2 separate regions of the Mus musculus genome follow, and region 1 is linked to region 2. The links are chromatin loops, found by intact Hi-C in ENCODE. Cell type or tissue: gastrocnemius. All regions are shown on one strand. Links, peaks and the distances in the headings refer to the core of each region. The heading gives the core; the rest is flanking DNA.

Region 1 (11,126 bases), core at 3,825-8,824, 90 kb before region 2:
TTTCTTATAAACACACATAGAGGCCTCTTCCCCAGTAGGCTCTAAGGCAACATTTTAACAAGAGCCCAAATCTCACACTCACTAAAACAGAAACACTGGGGTTGAAGAGACGGCTCAGTGGTTGAGGGCACTTGCTGCTCTCGTAGAGAACCCAGGCCCAGTTCCCAGCACCTACATGGTGGTTCACGGCCACCCATCACTCTAGGTCCAGTGGAGTTTCTGACTTCCACAAGTACCAAGAGTGAGCATAGTGCCCACACATACTCACACATACAATAAAATAAATAAATTTAAAATTATGCCAATAGCAGCATTTCAAGCTAGTATAAAAGACTGAATAAAAGAGTGAGTTTTGGGGCTAGAGGTATAGCTTAGTACGTGGAATAAACAAATAACAAACAAACAAACAAATAAACAAAAACCCAGCTAATTCTGATGCCACACAGACATCAGTTAAAACTCCAAATCGGTGAATTACTATGTAACCTTGAAGAAGTTATTCAATCTAAGCCTCAATTGTCGTCATTGGCAAAATAGGGATAACACTGCATTCAGACCTCATGAGAGATCAATAAGGTTCTTCTCAGAGGCCCTTCAGCACTGTGCCCGGCACACAGTAAGTAAAGGCACAGACCCGTCTTTATCATCACCACGACGATCGGACTACAAAACAGGCATTACTACCTTCCCCCCCCCCCCAAGCAAGGCTACCCGGTAGCTGTAGACAGGGGTTCTCTTTCCAACTCCCCAACCTCCTACCTCCACCACTTCAGAGAAAACTAATCAGACTGATTACCAACAGCAACAAGAAAAGCTTCAACAGAGACCAGCTTAATTCTGCAGGGAATACCCGACGAGATCTGGGTTAATGATCTAACTAGTTTGGAGTTACAGTGGGATTTGGGGAGCCTTGGTTTTGTTCTCTTTCTGCTTTTTAGAAATGGAGATAAGAGCGGGGACGGAAGAAGAAAGTTTTCAGAGCACCCACACATCATGCGTTATTTATCACAAACACACAAAACAGATGGTGGCAGGAGCTGGTGAGGTGGCTCAGCCCACAGGGGTGCTTGCTGCCAAGCCTGAGCTCTGAGTTCAACCTGCAGGATGGAAGGAGAGAACCAACTCCCACAGTTGTCCTCTGATCTCTCTCTCTCTCTCTCTCTCTCTCTCTCTCTCTCTCTCTCTTTCCACACACACACACACACACACATGAATAAATAAACTTTAAAAATCTTTCAGTTATTTCAGGGACCTGAGGGTATAACCCACTGGTAAAGGGCTTGCCTACCATGGAGGCCATGAGTTTAGCCCCTAATACATTAGAAAAAGTTATATCTAAATTAGAAAATCATGAGAAGAAAAAGAAATCAGGTGAACAATTTTAACTCACACATTAAAAAAGACTAATACCTGGGCAATATTAATACCTGCTTTAAAAAGAACCTGTAAATTTAATCATAACTTCCTGTTAGCGTACCAAATATAGCATCACTTATAGTATGTAAATGATGTATATATTACTCCAGAATGTGAAGGATATTGTGAAGATCATTGGTATAATGAATACAAAATGTATTTTTCTTTTTTTGTCAAAATATATTGCTATCAAAATACAAATGCCATTGATTCAATTTCTCTGACTCTGTCTCTGTCTCTGTCTCTGTCTCTGTCTCTCTGAGTGTTGAATGTGGTTTCATAAACATTTTACTAAAAGAAAAGACCAGGTGGCTACAGAGATGGCTCAGTAGTGAAACACTCACCGTCCATGCAGAGGACCTGAGTTTGGCTCCCAGCACCCACATGGCTGTTGGCTCCCAACGGCCTGGCAACTCCAATTCCTGGGGATCTGACAGCTCTCCTGACCCCTGAGGGCTCCTGCAAGTACTAGGTGCACGGCCATATGCTCAGGCGCACTCAAAAATCATATAAAATTAAATAAATAATTTTTAATTAAAAAGAACACAGAATTAATGTAACTAACTATAAAGTTAAACTGACCAAATTCATTTCTCAAAAAAAAAAATCAAAGGGAATATTAAAAAGAACAATTATTCCTATTCTTTAGCAAATGGCCATTCTGGTTTTTTTAAAGACATGGCTTAAATCTCCAGTTTGCCACCAATTAATTTGTCTTTGCGTCTCAGAATGTGTTAGTAGACTGATGTAGCTAGCCGTCCCCTTGCTCTCCTCCTTAACCAAATGCCGCAGGTCTGCCTGGATAAGAACTAAAGGGAAGTGTGAGGTGTGCTTTCTCTAGCACTGACCTCCGAGTAGCTGGAGCTGCAGGTGCGCCTCATGATGCCTGACTTAGCCTGGTATCAGCAATCTATAAGGCGATATGCAAAACTCTGAAGACCATCAAGAGCAAAGCGCACAATCAACTGTACCAGCACTGGGAACTCAGAGGCATCCTCAAGCCATCGCCCTGTGTCGCAGATGAGGGAAGACTCAACACTCTTAACAAGCAGCTTGGCACTGAACTCATCCCGCAAAGCTCTGGAGCTAGAGATACTGGACGGTTTTTTCTCTCTCCTGCTTTTAAATGCAAATCACTAAGCCCCGAAGCACATTCTGCTCTATTTTTTTTTATATGAAAATTACTGCATTGTGGTCCTGTTCCAGAGAGGAAACCATTCATCCAAGAAAAGGGAGTGAGGACAAGCAGGCACCCCATCCAGTGAGCTGTCGCCAGGTACTCCCGGCCCTTGTTGGGCTAGCGACCCCATTAGTGATCGAAATTCCACGTGAAGAATGAGAATTTGGTTTTCAGGTCATGCGAGGTTACACACACATTGCGATGCTGGTGGTGCAGGCCAAGCACCAGCGAGAAGACTCAGCACCCCTTGCCTTTCAAACAACACTAACTATTGACTGGAAACTTTCTAAGTCTCACTAGAATAGTACAAGTTGCTATTCACCTATTTCTGACAAAATATGACAGCCAACACCACAATGCAAAAATCTCATGTGCTGTGAGTGCCCACATGGTGGACACCCGGCCTTTGCCTCTCCCCGACTGCCCTAGAGCCTGGAGCTCCGGAGACATACTTCATGTTAATGTATCAAGAGACCAAACAAGGTTAAAAGAACACTTTTAAACTGGAAAAAATATAAAGAAATAAATCATAATTAAGAATGGTATCCATCCCACTGTCACAGGTTCAAGCTTTCTGCCAAAACCACACTTGGCTTTAGGGAACTGTACTTGCTGTCAGATAAACAGAAACAGTGAAGAAAGGGGGTTATAGCCTCATAAAAAGTTAACTTAACCGCTAATCTTTCCAAGTTATATATTAATAACTAAGTTTGCTTTAAAGAAAACAAACCCCCTCTTTTCCAGCCTGAGAAGTTACATCCAAATAATGTGGATGTAACACCCTCAAAGACCTTAATCTACCCTGCGGGATGCCCGATAGCCAAGAATAAAATCTATCAAAACTGTCAAAAATGTACTTCCAGTCTTTGAGATGTCAGCATGGATGTTTAAGGAAAAAGAAGAAGAAAACAAACAAACAAAAAAAAAAAAAGAGGAGGACTGCACTGAGTTTTTTTAAGGCTACTTAAATATTTTCCAAATGTCTGTGATCAGATGTAAGCGAGCCGGTCTGTACTTTCTTTCACCTACAATGAATGAATGAAGTAGATGGCCCCTAGAGGGTCAAATTTCAAACACTGGAATTACAAAGCCTGTTTTTTGATGGTGTGAAAAAGTAATGGCAGTTTTGGGCTTTTAAACCTAGAAGTGCTCACGAGTTCAATCCGTCCCCAAGTCCATGCCATCCTTTCAAATTTGCAATTAAGAAAGGGAGAAAATCCGGTCAACTCTCCTTGGGGGGTTGGTCTCAGGGGTAGAGGGTTCAAGGAGGGAGGAGGACGGAGACAGAAAGAGCAAGCCAATTTAAAAAAAAAAAAAAAAAAAAAGCAAAATTGCCCACCTTTCTTAAATTCTTCCAGCATAGCGTCCAACTTGGTGTCGTTGAAAACGAAGTGCAAAGGGTGATTGTAAAACTTGGTGATGGTTTTCAAGGGAGTACAGTCATCCGGATCCACGAAGGCCAAGTCTTTGACAAAGAGCAGGTCCACGATGTTGGAACGTTCTCCCTCGAACACCGGGATTCGAGTGTAGCCACTCTCCATGATCTCCGACATGGTGTTGAAGTCCAGGATAGCCTCGCCGGTTATCATGAAGCAGTCCCTGAGGGGAGTCATCACGTCCTCCACCGTCTTGGTGCGGAGCTCCAGCGCCCCTTGGATGATGTTCAGCTCTTCCTTAACGAGGTCGTTATAGGGGTCAGTAACCCGGAGCATCTCCAGCAGTTTTTCCCGGTTATAGACCGTGCCTATCTCCTGGCCCAGGACGCAGTCCAGCAGTTTGCTAACCGGATAAGAAGCGGGGAATGTCATCATCATGAAAAACTTGGTGAGGAAGATGGTGTTGGCCCCTACCGCCAGGCCGTGTCGGGAGCAGATGGCTTGGGGCACGATTTCTCCGAAGATGACGATGCCAATGGTGGAGACCACCACCGCCACAAGGCCTGAGCCCGCAATGTCGTCCAGCAGGATGGTGAGCGTGGTGTTGACCAGTACGTTGCCCAGCAGCAGCGAGCACAGCAGGTAGTTGCCCTGCCTGCGCACCGGCTCGATGCGCTTGGCATAATTCTTCTCTTTCTCCGTGCCGCAGTTTTGCACGATGCGCAGCTCCATCGGGTCCAGAGCCATGAGCCCCAGGTTGAGGCCGCTGAACATGCCCGACAGGCACAGCAGCAGCGAGATGAAGATCACTTGCAGCCAGAAGGGCAGCAAGAACTTCTTCTCCTCGCCCACTATCATCTTGGTGTCCTCACCGTCGTGGTAAATCCAGGTGGTCTCGGCCCACGGAGGAGGCGGGAGTCCGGCCACCCCCGCGCCACCCTTGCCCCCGACGGTGCCACTCGCAGACCCGGAGCCGCCGGCGCCTAGTGCGGGCGTGGAGAGAGACGTGCACAGGTAATAAGACTTGCTCTTCTCCATCTTGCGCAGCGGTTTAATCTCGATCTCGATGATGCCCGATGTGCGGCGATTGAGAATGATGTGGGGCAAGATGATGATGTCTGAGGTGCGGATGCCGCAGCGCTGGGGGCCGCTGTCCGGCTCCGGAGGCGCGGGGCCCCCCAGCCCACGCTCGCTGGGTGTGTGCCGGCGCCGCTCGTGCTCAGTGAAGGCGATGCGGGACCACGTCTCGTTGTTGATGTTCTGCCCGTACACCCGCAGCTTGACCCGGGTCCGCTCGCTCACCCGCAGAGCACCCCCTTCCATGAACGACACGTCGTTCGTATCCTCCAGCCGCAGCCCGATGATCACGGTCTCCTCGTTCTCGCCGGCCGCTGTGCAGCCGCCCGCTCCCCAGCAGCAGCTCAGCAGTAGCAGCGGCAGCAGCCGGCCCGCAGCTGCTTGCAGGACCCCCCGGCCGCGGGCACTGAGGCTGCGGCGCGCCGCCATCTTCCAAGTGGGCAGTGCGGCGGCTGCCTGCCCGCCCGCCATCTTTACTTCGGGTTCACAAGCGCCACAGCCAATCATAGGGTGGCTGCTCCAGCTGAGGCTTCATCCTTCCCACCCGGCGGCGCGAGCGCAGGCACCGGCGCCCGAGCAGGACTGCAACCGCGCGTTCGCGCCCAGCCCTTAGCTGTCCTTCTCTCTGAATGACACTGATTCGGACTGAGCCAGCTGAGGAACCCCCGGGCTCGAGGGAGGAGGGAGCGGAGGGAGGGGCGTGCTAGCCTCTCCCGCGAGAGGCAGGTCTGCCAGCCAATCAAGAGCGGGTGCCCGCCTTCCCAGCCAGGGGGCTGGAATGGGGGCGTGGTCGCAGTCGGCGTGCCGCACCAATGGCACGGGAGGTGGGCGGGGAGATGAGGGCCACTGTCCTCCTCTGCATGCCAAGTTTCCAACTGAAAGGCGCGTGACTCTTGTGTATGCGCGGGGAGGAGGCGTGGCCATCCCGGATGCAAGAGCCAGTCAAAGATGAGCGCTGTAGGGATGGGGGCGTGGTCTTCCTCCAGGCGGCCAATGAAAGGGAGCGGTCCGCGGGTGCGGCGCTCCCTGTGGGGTCTCTGTAGTAGATCCTCGCGCGCGGCTTGGCAGCCCTGCAATACTGCCCTGAGGCGCGAGGCCTCGGGTCCTTGCTGCAGGGACTTGCGGGCTCCACGGGGCTCCGTGTCGCCGCAGAATGGGCTGAGCCCTCCTTCCCTGGGAGCACCAGAGCCGGACTGGAGACAGCTTACGATGCACATAGCCTAAAACCAAATCGGGATACTAGTCAAGCCCCCCAGCCCACTACCCCTGCATGCGGTTCCTCTGGAGATTCGCGGTGACAGGGTGGCCCTAGCAACGCCGAGGACCTGCGGTCTCCGTGACTCTGTGAGCCCTCAGCTGCTCACGATCATGTGGCGCCACCTGCCGGCCCTCACGGACGACCTTTGCTGTTTTCTAGCTCTCAACAAACCTCTCAAAGTGTGGTCAGCTTCCCAAACTTTGTCATCACAGGGATTCTCCTGTAGTCCTGCTATAATCACAGAATGAGATGGACCCTATTTTTGGTTTTGTTTTGTTTTGTTTTGTTTTGTTTTTTAACGTGCACCCAGGCAATTTGGGGAAATAGGAAGGGGAGAGCAACCTGAGAAGGCCCATGAAAGCTTATTATGAAATGCACAGGTCAAACGCTGTTAGCTCCGGAGAAGATTCATTGTGGAGCACAGCTCACCAGGACTCTCAAGTCCATTGCATCAGACTAGATGCGGTAGCACAGTAGCTCCCAAACTGAACTTTCTGCCTCCCAACTGAAGCGCGTTTTAAAATGTTTTTCCTGATCTTACTTTGTATTCCATAAACACAATACTCTTCCTTTTTTGTGAACACCCACAGTGTTTTTTATAATTTCCAGGACGAGTGATTTCTGGGCTCATTTCAGCGGTATCCTCGCAATTCTCTCTTTTTTTTTTTTTTTTTTTTTTGTTGTTTTGTTTTGTTTTGTTGTTGTTTACAGGGTTTCTCTGTATAGCCCTGGCTGTCCTGGAGCTCACTTTGTAGACCAGGCTGACCTTGAACTCAGAAATCCGCCTGCCTCTGCCTCCCGAGTGCTGGGATTAAAGGCGTGCGCCACCACGCCCGGCCGCAATTCTGTCTTCTTTTATGCTTGTCCTCAACCATTCCCCTGACCTTCCAACTAATGACTTGTCAACCCAGGGCCCATTGCTCCCATATTTGAGCCCTCCCCTAACTCCTCATCTCCTGACAAAAGCCAGAGTGCTCTCATCGCCTACAAGGTTCTGCAAGCTCTGCCCCAACCAGGCTCTGTCATTTTCTCAGTCACTGCCAGGGGATCTTCCTGGCGTCTTCGCATGTGCCATGTCCTGTGGATGGGACTCAACTTCTTTCAGATGCCAACATAGCCCTGTTTAAAGGCTTTGCTCAAAGCCACCAGACTCCATCTCTCCCTTATTTTTCTTCAAAGCAAAGATCATTTACTAATACCATGTGTAAATTACTCATTTGGTTGATAATCTGTCCTCTCTAGAATTTTTGTACACTGTTATATCAGTTCACCCTAGAACACACCTATAGATATTCAAAACATGATATAAAAAGTGTTAAAGAAATAAAGAAGCTTTTACTTTGATTATTTTAAGTAAATGGTCAACTCTAGTCCTAGCCCTCTGGTGTCTGGGGGATTTTTCCCCTACTTCCTATTCTCATACTGCTATATTGGAAAAATCACTTTAGATGAAGAAAATGGGATTCTTAGGTCTCTTATGAGCTTACAAGAGTAGTATTTACAGTTTATAAGTTGAGGTCTTTAGATGTCTGACAAAGGTTCAGGACAGACACAGGGCTTCTAAGCCAGCTAACTGAAAATGTGAGGACAAAGTGTGTTCCAGGCTAAGAGGGAAGACAGTTAGTGGTTCTCGAATATTGAATGCACCATTTGGAGTGGGAGTGCAGAGACAGGAAGAAGTACTTGCCAGCCCTACAGACATTTCCTGTGCAGAGAAAGCAGCGGTCAGGAAAGTGCAGTCTGAGCAATCCTGAAGCGGGCTAGAGGTTCAAGACTTAAGCAAAACAGAAGAGTACCTCCCAGGCGACACCACAAACTGAGCCGGGCTTAGATTCACACGGGGCATTGCTGAGCCATCTTTCTCCTCGGTGGTGGATATGAGCTGCTACTCTGCGTGAATACTCAACACACACAAAGCTGTCTAGACACCTGAGCCAATCCATTTTTCCTTCCATTAGAGTTATCCCCTCAGTCTCAGAGGCTCTCTAAGGTTAGAGAGAAGCTGCTGGTGCGGTTTGCAGTGAGTGGTTTCTGGGGCTCCGCAACCTATCCTTCTGGGGATAGAAGGCGATGGGGCTTGTAGGAAGCCTCTCCTGAAATGCTGGGGAGGGGAGGGGGCTAACACCACAAAACCTCAACTTCGACCATATTTTAATCCATGAAAGGCCACAGAGGGTCTGAGATTTTTAAGAGGTAGCCAGCGGTGTCTCACCCTCGCTTCGTTTTCTCCTTGCCCGACCTTGAATGAGTCACTCAAGCTAAGCTAAACCTCCTGCAAATACCCTCCTTAACTAAACTTCCCCTCCCAGAATCCCTCACTAGAAAACAAGAGAGAAGAATGACAGCTCAATTCTCTTCCGTCCAGAAGGGAAACCTCCCAGTCTGCGGGTTCAGGAATGAGCTCTGCAGCCAGACCCAAATGTCTCTCCAAGGGGCATGCACTGGATTTTCTAAAAGATGGCAAAAAAATTACAAGTGTTTCTCTATACATTTTGTTAACCTAAGGTCTGGTTAATAGAGAAGGTTTTTGTTCTGAAATTTGCTGGGTTGTAGGAAAGCATTCGAAGTTAATGCTCTAAATGGGATTTGGGGTTAGGGGATGGAACCCCAAGGCCTTGGACATATGCTCTGCTGCTGGGGTCCACTCCCACCAAGAGTGACATCTGAATGCCACTAGAGCACACAGTCTTCTGAGGAAAACCAGAAACTAGGGACACGCTGGAATTACACAGACTTGCCCTTGAATCCACTCTGATGGCCCGGAGGGATTTTTTCAGAAGCACGTGTTTAAGTGCTAGAACCCTTTTAGGCAAAATGAGAATTTTTTTTCACCGCAGTTCATAAAAATACTCAGTTAGAGGAAAGCCTGAGGCTTGCTTGTTTTCTCAGGAGGCCTTGTGAGCTTTTGTTGGGTCTTTCCCCACTCCCCTCCTTTTTCTAGATATTCTCTGGACATGGCTACTGAGAAGAAAAGGGGAAATGTGGCTTTTTCACAGCTGGGAGAAAAGGTTTCTTGTTGGAGGTTGGTCTGGTGCTGCTGTGTATTCAGTGCTAAATACTGACCCCCCAAGACCTGATAAACCCCCAATGAGCAGATCCTCACGTATGCCAATGATGCTATGTAAACCTTACCCCACAGTTTAAAGCTATTGGTTAAATAAAAAGAGCCATAGTGTAGTGGCTATTCCTGGTTGTCAACTTGACAATATTTGGAATGAACTACAATCCGGAATTGGAAGGCTCACCAGTGACTCTTATCTGGAGGCTTGGAGATCCTTATCTGGATCTTGGTTTGGAGATCTTGAGCCATCGTGGATATGGATTCCAGAAGATTGAATCTCCGAGTTTAAGGAACACACCTTTAATCTGGGCTACACCTTTTTATCTGGGATTAAGGGTGTGGTGGAACACACCTTTAATCTGGGTGACACCTTCTGCTGGAGACAATATAAGGACATTGGAAGAAGGGAGTCTAGCTCTTGCTCTTGCTCCTTCGCCTGCTTGCCGTGTGAGACTGAGTAACTGCTAGATCCTTGGACTTCCATTCACAGCTGCGACTGAACCATTGTTGGGAATTGGGCTGCCGACTGTAAGTCATCAATAAATTTCTTTACTATCTAGAGACTATCCATAAGTTCTGTGACTCTAGAGAACCCTGACTAATACACATAGCCAATTACTGGGGAGAATAGAGGTAGGCTGGGTTTCAGTTACCGGGCTGGGGGTCACAGGTAGGAACCATGAGGAGAATGAGGAGAAAGAAGGAGACAGGAGAAGGAGAAAGAAGAAGGAAAAAAGGCAGAGAGAAGAGGAGGTCTCCATTAGATGTTACGAGCCAGCAGCATGAGGCAGGGTGAAATATCCCCCTGAGGACAGGCTGATGGAGCAGAAATAACCCAGGGGAGACTCTAACAGCAAGGACTCGGGAAACACAGCTGGGGAATTAACAGTCTCGGGTATAGAAAAATAGATTGGGGTAATCCCCCAGTAACAGTGCTAAAGATGATTGTGAAAGACCATAGGACTCTGCCTTGATTATTGGGGGGCTGTCCAGGTCATATTAATTAGTGTCCTGACTTGATAAGGTTACTAAGTAACAATTTTTTTTTTTTAGATGCAAGAGCAAAAGGTTTATTTTCGGGCGTGTCGGGGTCCACCCTCACTCAGTCCCTCCAAACAAGTGATGAGACAATGACCCCGAATGGCTATTACAAGCAGTTTTTTGGTTTTTTTGGTTTTTTGGTTTTTTTGAGATAGAGTTTCTCTGTATAGCCCTGGCTGTCCTGGAACTCACTCTGTAGACCAGGCTGGTCTCGAACTCAGAAATCCGCCTGCCTCTGCCTCCCAAGTGCTGGGATTAAAGTCATGTGCCCATTGCAAATGTAAATGAGCGAAATACCTAATAAAAAATGGAAAAAAAAATTACACAACTCAAAAAAAAAAAAAAAAAAAAGTCATGTGCCACCACTGCCCGGTCACAAGCAGTTTTTATACTTTGTAGGGGCACAGGTTACATCAGCAAGGTTACAGTTTAAACTTATTGGCTAAGCATATTGACCTCTAAATCTATTGGCTAGCAAGCCTGACACGCATCTACCTGGGACTTTCCAAAAGGTCGGGTGGCCATCGGTCAGCACATTCTGAGAATTTTTTACTCAAGAATGTTCCTGTGGGTGGAGAATGGAACCTGGACTAGCCCTGACCTGAGGCAGGTGGGTGTAAGGCTGGAGAAAGCCCCTAGGGTCCTTCATTCCCCCCTTTCTCTTGTTCAAGCTCCAGTCTTGGAGCTAAGCTCAGGGGTCTTGGGTAACTAACTCAT
Region 2 (8,765 bases), core at 3,766-8,765:
CTGAAGTGAAACCTTTGCTGTAATTAAAAAGAGATCAGCATTGTTGAGGTGAAATCTTCTGGGAGTATCTCATCAGGTTCAGCACAGAGAAGCTGTGGTCCAGAGAGGCCAAAGTTGCCAACAGCCAGACTTGATAATATGCAAAAGATCCCTAGCTGGTACTGGTTTTGAAGCCATGGAGGAGTTGGGGAGAACAGCTAAGGTTTGGCACTATGCAGCAGCCCTAAAGAAGGGCTGGAAGAGGCTGCTGGCGATGGTGCTGCCTCGGCTCCAGTGGAGACCCCAGCATAGTGGAGATACCAGTACCGTGGCATGACCACCAAGCACAACAGCAGCTGTTGAATGGAGCTGGCCTGAGTGTAAGACAGGAGATGTGTGTGCTGTAAATGGCAGAGCTGGAGAAATGGAACTCCCTGGAGCCCAAAATATGGTGAGTGCCAGGTGTCAGACGTATTTACGCTTCTGGACTTGGAGTTTGATTTGATTTCATTATGACTGCCCTGTTTCTTCTCTCTTGGAGTAAGAAGAAAGTATATAACTTATGTCTGATTTTACAGATTTCACACTTATGAGAATTTGTCTTTTAAAGAAACATTTAAAGAAAGTTCGGTTTTTTTTTTCTTTTTTCTCCTTTGAGACAGTCTCATTGTGTAACCTTGGTTGCCCCAGAACTCTCACTGTGCAAACCAAGCTGGCTTGAAACTCATAGCAATCCACTGGTCTCCACCTCCTGAGTGCTGGGATTAAAGATGTGTGCCACCAAGCCTGAGCTGACACTGTGGAATTTTAATGTCAATTTTTCAAAGACTGTGGAACTTTTAAAGTTATATCAGCTTTATATTAATTGGTGATATTGTGATGAGATCTTGGGGATGAGCAAGAAAGGAAAAAATATGTTTACATAGTGATGTGTTTGTTTGTGTGTCAAGTTGTCAAGAGGTCAATTGTGCTTGTTGGTTCTTGCCAACTTGACACAAACATGGACATATCTGGAAAACAAGGAACCCCAGCTAAGAAATTGCCTCATCAGATTGGCCAGGAGGCAAGTGTGTAGCAACATTTTCTTGATTAATCATTTCGTGGGAGGGCACAGCTCACTCAGGTGTACCACCCATGGATAAGTGGTATGGGTTATGTAGGAAGGCAAAAGGAGCAAGCCGGCAAGCATCCCTGCTCCATGATCTCTGCTTCAGTCGCTGCCTCCAGGTTGCTGCCTTGGCTTCTCTGACCGTGACCGTGACCGTGACCGTGACCTGAAATGTGTGCACCAAATAACTCCGTTCCTCTTCAAGTTGCCTTTGGTCACGGCCTTTCTGACAGCAGTAGCAACTGAACTAAAATGAGGACAAGTAGCAGGTTCATCATAGACAGAAAGTAGTTTAGAAGCATCCAGATCTGGAGGGGAAGGTTGGGGAGTTATTGCTTAATGGCTCCAGTGTCTGCCTGGAGTGGGGAAAGCGTTGGAAGTGGTTCATGCTTATGGGTAACGTTGTGTCCTAGCTCTGCTCCTCCCTGCTCCAGAGACAGCCGCATCTTCTTGTGCAGTGCCAGTCTCATCCTGTAGACAAAAATAGTGAAAGTCGGTGTGAACGGATTTGGCTGTATTAGGCACCTGGTTACCAGGACTGCCATCTGCTCTCCACTTTGCAAAGTGGAGGTTGTTGCCATCAATGACCCCTTCATTGACCTCAACTACATGGTCTACATGTTCCAGAACGACTCCACCCATGGCAAATTCAACGGCACAGTCAAGGCCGAGAATGGGAAGTTTGTCATCAACGGGAAGCCCATCACCATCTTCCAGGAGCAAGACCCTGCTAACAGCAAATGGGGGTGATGCTGGTGCTGAGTATGTCGAGGAGTCTATTGGCATCTTCACCACCATGGAGAAGGCTGGGGCCCATTTGAAGGGTGGGGCCCAAAGGTCATCATTTCTGCCCCTTCTGCAGATACCCCCATGTTTGTGATGGGTGTGAACCATGAGAAATATGACAACTAACTCAAGATTGTCAGCAATGCATCCTGCACCACCAACTGCTTAGCCCCCCTGGTCAAATTCATCCATGACAACTTTGACATTGTGGAAGGGCTCATGACCACGGTCCATGCCACCATGCCACTCAGAAAACTGTGGATGGCCCCTCTGGAAAGCTGTGGCATGATGGCAATGGGGCTGCTCAGAATATTATCCCTGCATCCACTGGTGCTGCCAAGGCTGTGGGTAAGGTCATCCCAGAGCTGAATGGGAAGCTCTCTGGCATGGCCTTCCGTGTTCCTACCCCCAATGTATCCATTGTGGATCTGACATGCCGCCTGGAGAAACCTGCCAAGTATGATGACATCAAGAAGATGCTGAAGGAGGCATCTGAGGGCCCACTGAAGGGCATCCTGGGCTACACTGAGGACCAGGTTGTCTCCTGCCACTTCAATAGCAACTCCCACTCTTCCACCTTTGGTGTTGGGGCTGGCATTGCTCTCAATGACAACTTTGTAAAGGTCATTTCCTGGTAAGAAAATGAATATGGCTACAGCAACAGGGTGGTGGACCTCATGGCCTACATGGCCTTCAAGGAGTAAGAAACCCTGGACCACCCACCCCAGCAAGGACACTGAGAGCAAGAGAGAGGCCCTCGGTTGCTGAGGAGTCCCTAGCCCAACTCTGAGCATCTCCCTCACAATTTCCATCCCAGACCCCCATAATAACAGGAGGGGCCTAGGGAGCCCTCCCTACCCTCTTGAATACCATCAATAAAATTCGCTGCACAATACATATATATATATATATATATATATATATATATATATATATACGCCTAAAATGTAAACTTTTGCTGTTGATCTTGAGTGGGCCATAGTGTTTTATAGCCCAGGGTGACTTCAGACTTCCTATGAAACTGAGGCTGGCCCAACCCTCCTGTGTCTGCTGGGATTACAGCTGAGTATTGGCATTGCCGTCCCTAAAATGTACCTTTAAAAATGATTAAAGAGGCAGAGAGATGGCTCAAATGTAATAAATTTTTAAAATGACAATTAAAATGTTACTCTGTAATTTTTGTGTTTAAGATACTAGTTAGATATTTTATATGATTTTTAACTAGTGTTTTATTATTTTATAGGCATGAGTGTTTTACCTGCATGTATGTATGCAGACCGTGTGTGTTGGGGGTGCTTTCAGGGGCCAGAAGGTGCTTTCCTGGAACCAGAGGTACAGAAAGTTGTGAGCTACCATGTCAGTGCTGGGAATCTAACCTGGGTCTTCTGGAAGAGCAACGAGGCATCTTGACTGCTGAGCCATCTCTCCAGCTCTTAGTTAAAGTATTTTAAATGATGCATTTTACGTTTTATACATAGTAACATGACAAAATCATTTATTTCCAGAAAATATTAAATAGCCCATTCAAGAGAATGTACCTAGAAAGTAACCAAGCTATTTGAACAGAGACCTGCAATGGCCCTTGAGCTGATGTTCTGTGTACCTGAAAGCCTATGACTTCTGGATTCTTATCATCACTGCCTTGTGTGACCTTATGCAAACTAACCCTAAAAGACCTCTCTCTCCTCAACTATCAGATAATAAGACTGAAGTCTCTTTGACAGCTTTGGCTAGCTGCAACCTGATGACATTAATTATTAACTGTGCAGCACTTTTGACATTACAGCACGCACTCTGAAACCTTGATCTTAATCTGATAGCATTTGCCTCTGGGAGGATCCATAGCGCAGAAGCCCCAGGGAGATGACCAACTCTCTGCTCTTTAGCCAGCTCCTCCTCCAGGAGTTCGTCCTTAATCTGAGCCAGCCCTTGTGGAGGCCAAATTCCCTCTCCTCTCCCTTTTCTGGGTGAGGACTCAGGCTTGGAGACACTCCAGGATAAACTTCTGCAGGCCAAGAGATAACACGTCTTCAAGGTGACAATCAGAAACGCCTTTTAAAAGTTCTCCTTCTCTGCTGAAATTGCTGTAGCTTCTCCACTCCACAGCTGGCCATCTGCCTACACCTGGCTGCCATGTGGGAACTTGTGGGTCTCTTGCTGCTCATCCTGGCCTATTTCTTTTGGCCCAAGTCAAAGACACCTAATGCCAAGTTCCCCAGGAGCCTTCCATTCCTGCCCCTGGTGGGTAGTCTACCGTTTCTCCCCAGACGTGGTCATATGCATGCCAACTTCTTCAAGCTGCAGGAAAAGTATGGTCCCATCTATTCTCTTCGCCTGGGTACCACAACTGCAGTGATTGTCGGTCACTATCAGCTGGCCAGAGAAGTGCTCGTGAAGAAGGGGAAAGAATTCTCTGGTCGGCCCCAGATGGTAAGCAGTGCCAACCCTCCTCTTCCTCGGTCCCTGGGGTTGTACAGTTCTTATTTCTTTCAAAATCAGACTTGTGGGACTGCTCCCTCAAGACCCTACCGAACCTCTAAACTGGGAAGGAGGAATTAACGGGAAAACCCTTGAATGGCTTGTCTAGCAAGATGGTGCAGGGACCTGCAGAGCTGAGAAGCCTGTATGCCACTCACCTTCCCCTCTATGATACGATAATCATTCTAGAATATCCAGGCAAAGCCTTTAGCCCAGACCCAGAGCTAAAGTTCTCTATAAGTGTGACATTGTTGGGAAATAGGGCAGTGATTGCATCCTCCACCAGAAGATGCTTGGAGAAGCGGCTGGCATCATGGAGGGCTAGGACTGCAGTTTCTCTTATATGGCTTTGGCTCACAGATAGCTGGGGGAATATTACAGGGGGAGAGGGGACAAGGGACAGGGACATACAGTAGTATCTTGGGGCATCTGTTCTCATTTGTGCTGACTGTTGAGTAGCCATCCTACAAACACCACCTGTGCTCCCATGACCCTGTTGCAAGTGTTCCCCTGGGTACCCCGATAGAGGACGACCAGCCTCAGCTTTTAACAGGCCAAAACAAATTCCTTTTCCATGCGCTGGTCAGCCAGCGTGGCTGCCCAACTGCCAGGCTCTCTCAGGTTTGGGTTCCTCTCAGAAGCAAAGGAATAAACTGGGCCAGGTGACGGCAGCACACGCCTTTAAGGCTAGCACTTGGGAGGCAGAGGCAGAGGCAGGTAAATCTCTGGGTTTGAGGGCAGCCTGGTCTTGCCAATGCTATACGGGGAGAAGGAAGGAAGGAAGGAAGGAAGGAAGGAAGGAAGGAAGGAAGGGAATAAAACCATCACCACCACCCTGTGAATAAGAGACTAGCCTGGTGGGTTTTGGGGAGAGTCGGGGATGGAGAATGAAGACTTAGACCCTTGTGTTTTGTAGATGGCATCTTTTAGAGATGATAGCTCAAGCTTAAGTCCAACCTGGGAGGATCAAACATCTGCTGTCTCCAAATGAGGATCTGAGGCTGGGTGCACAGGCCAGCAAGTATGGCTTTAGCAGCCTGGTGGTTGGGGACAAAAATAGAGCTGTCTTGGAAGTCTCTCAGTCTCCTCGTCCCTAGGACAGACTCACCTAGCTCATCCCACCCATAGCTGACTCTCCAGGTCAAAAATTGAACTAGAGAGTCCCAGAGGGCACCCTACTAATGACCTGAACCCCAGGGCTCTTGCATTCAAATCCAGGGTTCTTTCTGTCTCCTCGCTCTACTGCCTTTCATGGAACTTTAGTGAGGACTTTGGGGCGTCCTACTAAGTAAGAGAGGCATAGGGATCTCACAGCACTCATCAGGACTGCAGATAGATAGATGGAGAAGCCTGAGAGTTCCGGGAGTTTGCCTGATAATGCCTACAGCCTTGCCTGCTCTCCAAAGGTGACTCTAGGCCTCTTGTCGGACCAAGGAAAAGGCGTCGCCTTTGCGGATAGTAGTAGCTCCTGGCAGCTGCACCGGAAGCTGGTATTCAGCACCTTTTCCCTGTTCAGGGATGACCAGAAACTGGAGAAGATGAGTGAGTGAAAGGCTAACCCTTAGGGCTAGGGGGCTGGGGAAGGATGCTGGGCGGCTGGGTGCAGCCATTTCTTAGCGGCTGCTGCCATCAAGTGGCCATCAGCTCTCTATGCCTATCCCTGGATAAGACCTTGGCCAGAGGCGACAGCGTTGACTGATCCCTCCTCTTCACTTTCCTCCCTCTTGTCAGTATGTCAGGAAGCCAACTCACTGTGTGACTTGATACTTACATACGACGGGGAGTCCCGAGATCTGTCTACGCTCATCTTCAAGTCAGTAATCAATATCATCTGTACCATCTGCTTCAACATCTCTTTTGAGAACAAGGATCCGATACTGACTACCATACAGACCTTTACAGAGGGTATTGTGGATGTCCTGGGCCACAGCGATCTGGTGGACATATTCCCGTGGTTGAAGGTGAGAAGGAGATCCCACTGCGACAGTGTCCCCAGTACTTTCAGTTTCCATGACCATCTTTCTCTTCCAACTCTTCCCACAGTCATCTGCTCTGCCTCATACAACCCCAGACACTTGGTCGGCATTTTTATCCTCCAGGCCGACTCTCATATAGCTCACACTGGCCTCGAACAACCTAAGCAGCTGAGAATGACTCTGAAATTTTGATCCTCCTGCCTCCAAGTCCCAAGTACTAGGACTACAAACATGTACTATAGTACTTTGCTGTGTCTCTCTTTTTTTTATGTCCTGTATCTTCCTACTCAGGGCTATTATTCTCTAGTTGCCATTTGTCAGCAGTGAGCACCTGGTAAGTGTTAGTCACTGGAAGCTTCCCCCAGGAGGTATACCCAGTTATCCTCAGTGCTGAGGAGAGACAGACACAGGCTTAACCTATTTGAGGAACATGCCCAAGTCCTTAGTCTCAAGTCTGACTTATGATAAGGGAGAGCACAACACTGTCAGGGCTTGGTGATGGATTGAATTGAGAACATGAGGACTCTACCCTGTACTCCACTGTTTAAAGTTGTCCTTCCTGTCTCTGGTAACCACATTCCGCTATCTTCTTGCCTTTCTTGATAAAGGTCCAGACTGGCGTGGAGACTTTCTTAAACCGAAAGCTAAAGTCTGCCTCTCGCCAAGGATTTTCCTAATTGCGTGGATGGATTTGACATTTCCTTCTCTTTCCAGATTTTTCCCAATAAAAACTTGGAAATGATAAAGGAACACACTAAAATTCGAGAAAAAACACTGGTTGAAATGTTTGAAAAATGCAAGGTAAGTGATCAAGAAGAGGCGACTGTGAGGCTGGAGGTATCTTGAGAGCAAGGCTGTGATGCATTTTGGACACTGTGAGATTCCCCAGAGCCTAGCAGGGGGGCTGGCACATAATGGGTTAACTGCTAGAAACTGACCTATTAATAAATGGGAGGGGGGAGTGAGTAACTGAAACAGTTCTTAGAGGGACATAGAGGGAGGCACAGGGCTATTCCCTACCTCTACCACCTCACAGGTCCTGCCCAGTCCCTCTCCACTCTCACACACCTTGCTGTGTCTCTGGTATAGGGTGGAGTGTGGCAGGGATGTTGGAAGTGAGGCTCCCTCCTCATCCTCTTCTCTCACTGTCTCTCACCCCAGGAGAAATTCAATAGTGAATCTCTCTCCAGCCTGACAGACATTCTGATACAAGCCAAGATGAATGCAGAAAATAATAACACTGGGGAAGGCCAGGACCCAAGTGTGTTCTCAGATAAGCATATCCTTGTCACGGTGGGAGACATCTTTGGGGCAGGCATAGAGACAACTAGCTCTGTGCTGAACTGGATCCTGGCTTTCCTGGTGCACAATCCTGAGGTGAGTGTCTCCCCAACTCTTGTCTTCCTATAGAATCCAACCAGCCAACCATTATGGGGGGCAGGCAATGCCTGGAGCCTTCTGTACAGATAACTATAGCCCCACTCTGCCTCTCACACAAGCAGAGGCTGACTCTGGCTCTGGGTTAAAGTTTTCCTGTCTTCTAGAAACCAGGCCTAGGCTACAGAGCCATCACTGGATAGAATCATTCAGGCTGTTCTGGGTATGACCACTGGTCTCTGCTATGCCCATGTCTCTCTTAGACTTGAACAAGCTGGTCATATGGCCTTGTTCTGGCCCTCAGGTGAAGAGGAAGATCCAAAAGGAGATTGACCAGTATGTAGGCTTCAGTCGAACACCGTCTTTCAATGACCGGACTCACCTCCTCATGCTGGAGGCCACTATCCGAGAAGTGCTTCGTATCAGGCCGGTGGCCCCCTTGCTCATCCCACACAAGGCTAACATTGACTCCAGGTAAGCCTTTCTTCCCGAGATACTCAGCCTAGGATGCAGCCGCTAGGTAGCCCGTTCTGTGCCTCGGGCATGTTCCAGCTGGCCTTAGTTGCTGTTGAATCTATAGTCAAACAGAGACTCCTGCTGCCAATCACCCTGCCCTAGTCACTCCATCCACCTCCACTGAGATCCACTGACTGAGTTGCGTAGGCATCTGGCTTCCCTCCAAACTTTCTGCAACCCTTGGTGACACAGGTCTGGGCTAAAGGACAGGGTGATCAATATTCCGATTTCATCAGATGGTGGTAGTACATACCCACCCCCCTCTCTCACGTACATGCACACACACACACACACACACACACACCAGCTTCTGAGACAGACACCCGCGTGCTGACTAGCACACGTGTCCATGTTGTTGATAGATAGTGGATAAGGCTGGATCTAGATGTAATCCTGGCAGAAACCAGAAGATGAGGGAAAGGAATGATTGAGAATGGGGGAGGGTTCTCCCCGCTCCCAAGTGGAGCTGTGGGGCTGACCATCTCCCTTTCTCGTCTCCTCGTCTGGGTTAGCATTGGAGAGTTTGCCATCCCGAAGGACACACA

What was found. A loop is a pair of places that touch in the nucleus more often than their neighbours do. Peaks named below come from ENCODE experiments on the same cell type or tissue, not always from the same donor. Only the 100,000 strongest peaks of a DNase experiment are listed, where the experiment ranks them.
Region 1: a loop joins it to region 2, with 4 times the contacts of the local background. A loop is called at or near these places in 27 of 42 quality-filtered maps.

Annotation. Positions count from the first base shown.
Region 1 is chr19:46,756,203-46,767,328 of GRCm38, reverse strand. Cnnm2 (cyclin M2) reads right to left here and starts at 5,720. Exons shown (of 8, transcript NM_033569.3): 1 at 3,936-5,720. The coding sequence starts at 5,556. In gastrocnemius, for the core only: a CTCF peak has its summit at 6,434 (motif pointing left); DNase peaks (open chromatin) are centred at 4,950, 5,876, 6,375, 6,720 and 2 more places; H3K4me3 peaks cover 2,706 bases; H3K27ac peaks cover 2,343 bases.
Region 2 is chr19:46,668,085-46,676,849 of GRCm38, reverse strand. It overlaps Cyp17a1 (cytochrome P450, family 17, subfamily a, polypeptide 1), which reads left to right and starts at 3,850. Exons shown (of 8, transcript NM_007809.3): 1 at 3,850-4,303; 2 at 5,758-5,893; 3 at 6,083-6,312; 4 at 7,042-7,128; 5 at 7,489-7,704; 6 at 8,009-8,178; 7 at 8,733-8,765. The coding sequence starts at 4,007. Gm41857 (predicted gene, 41857) reads right to left here and starts at 8,254. Exons shown (of 2, transcript NR_166896.1): 1 at 8,087-8,254; 2 at 1-1,558. It also overlaps the pseudogene Gm6967. RefSeq lists a cis regulatory region at 3,610-3,709 and a promoter at 2,933-3,982. In gastrocnemius, for the core only: a CTCF peak has its summit at 6,000 (motif pointing left); a DNase peak (open chromatin) is centred at 5,972.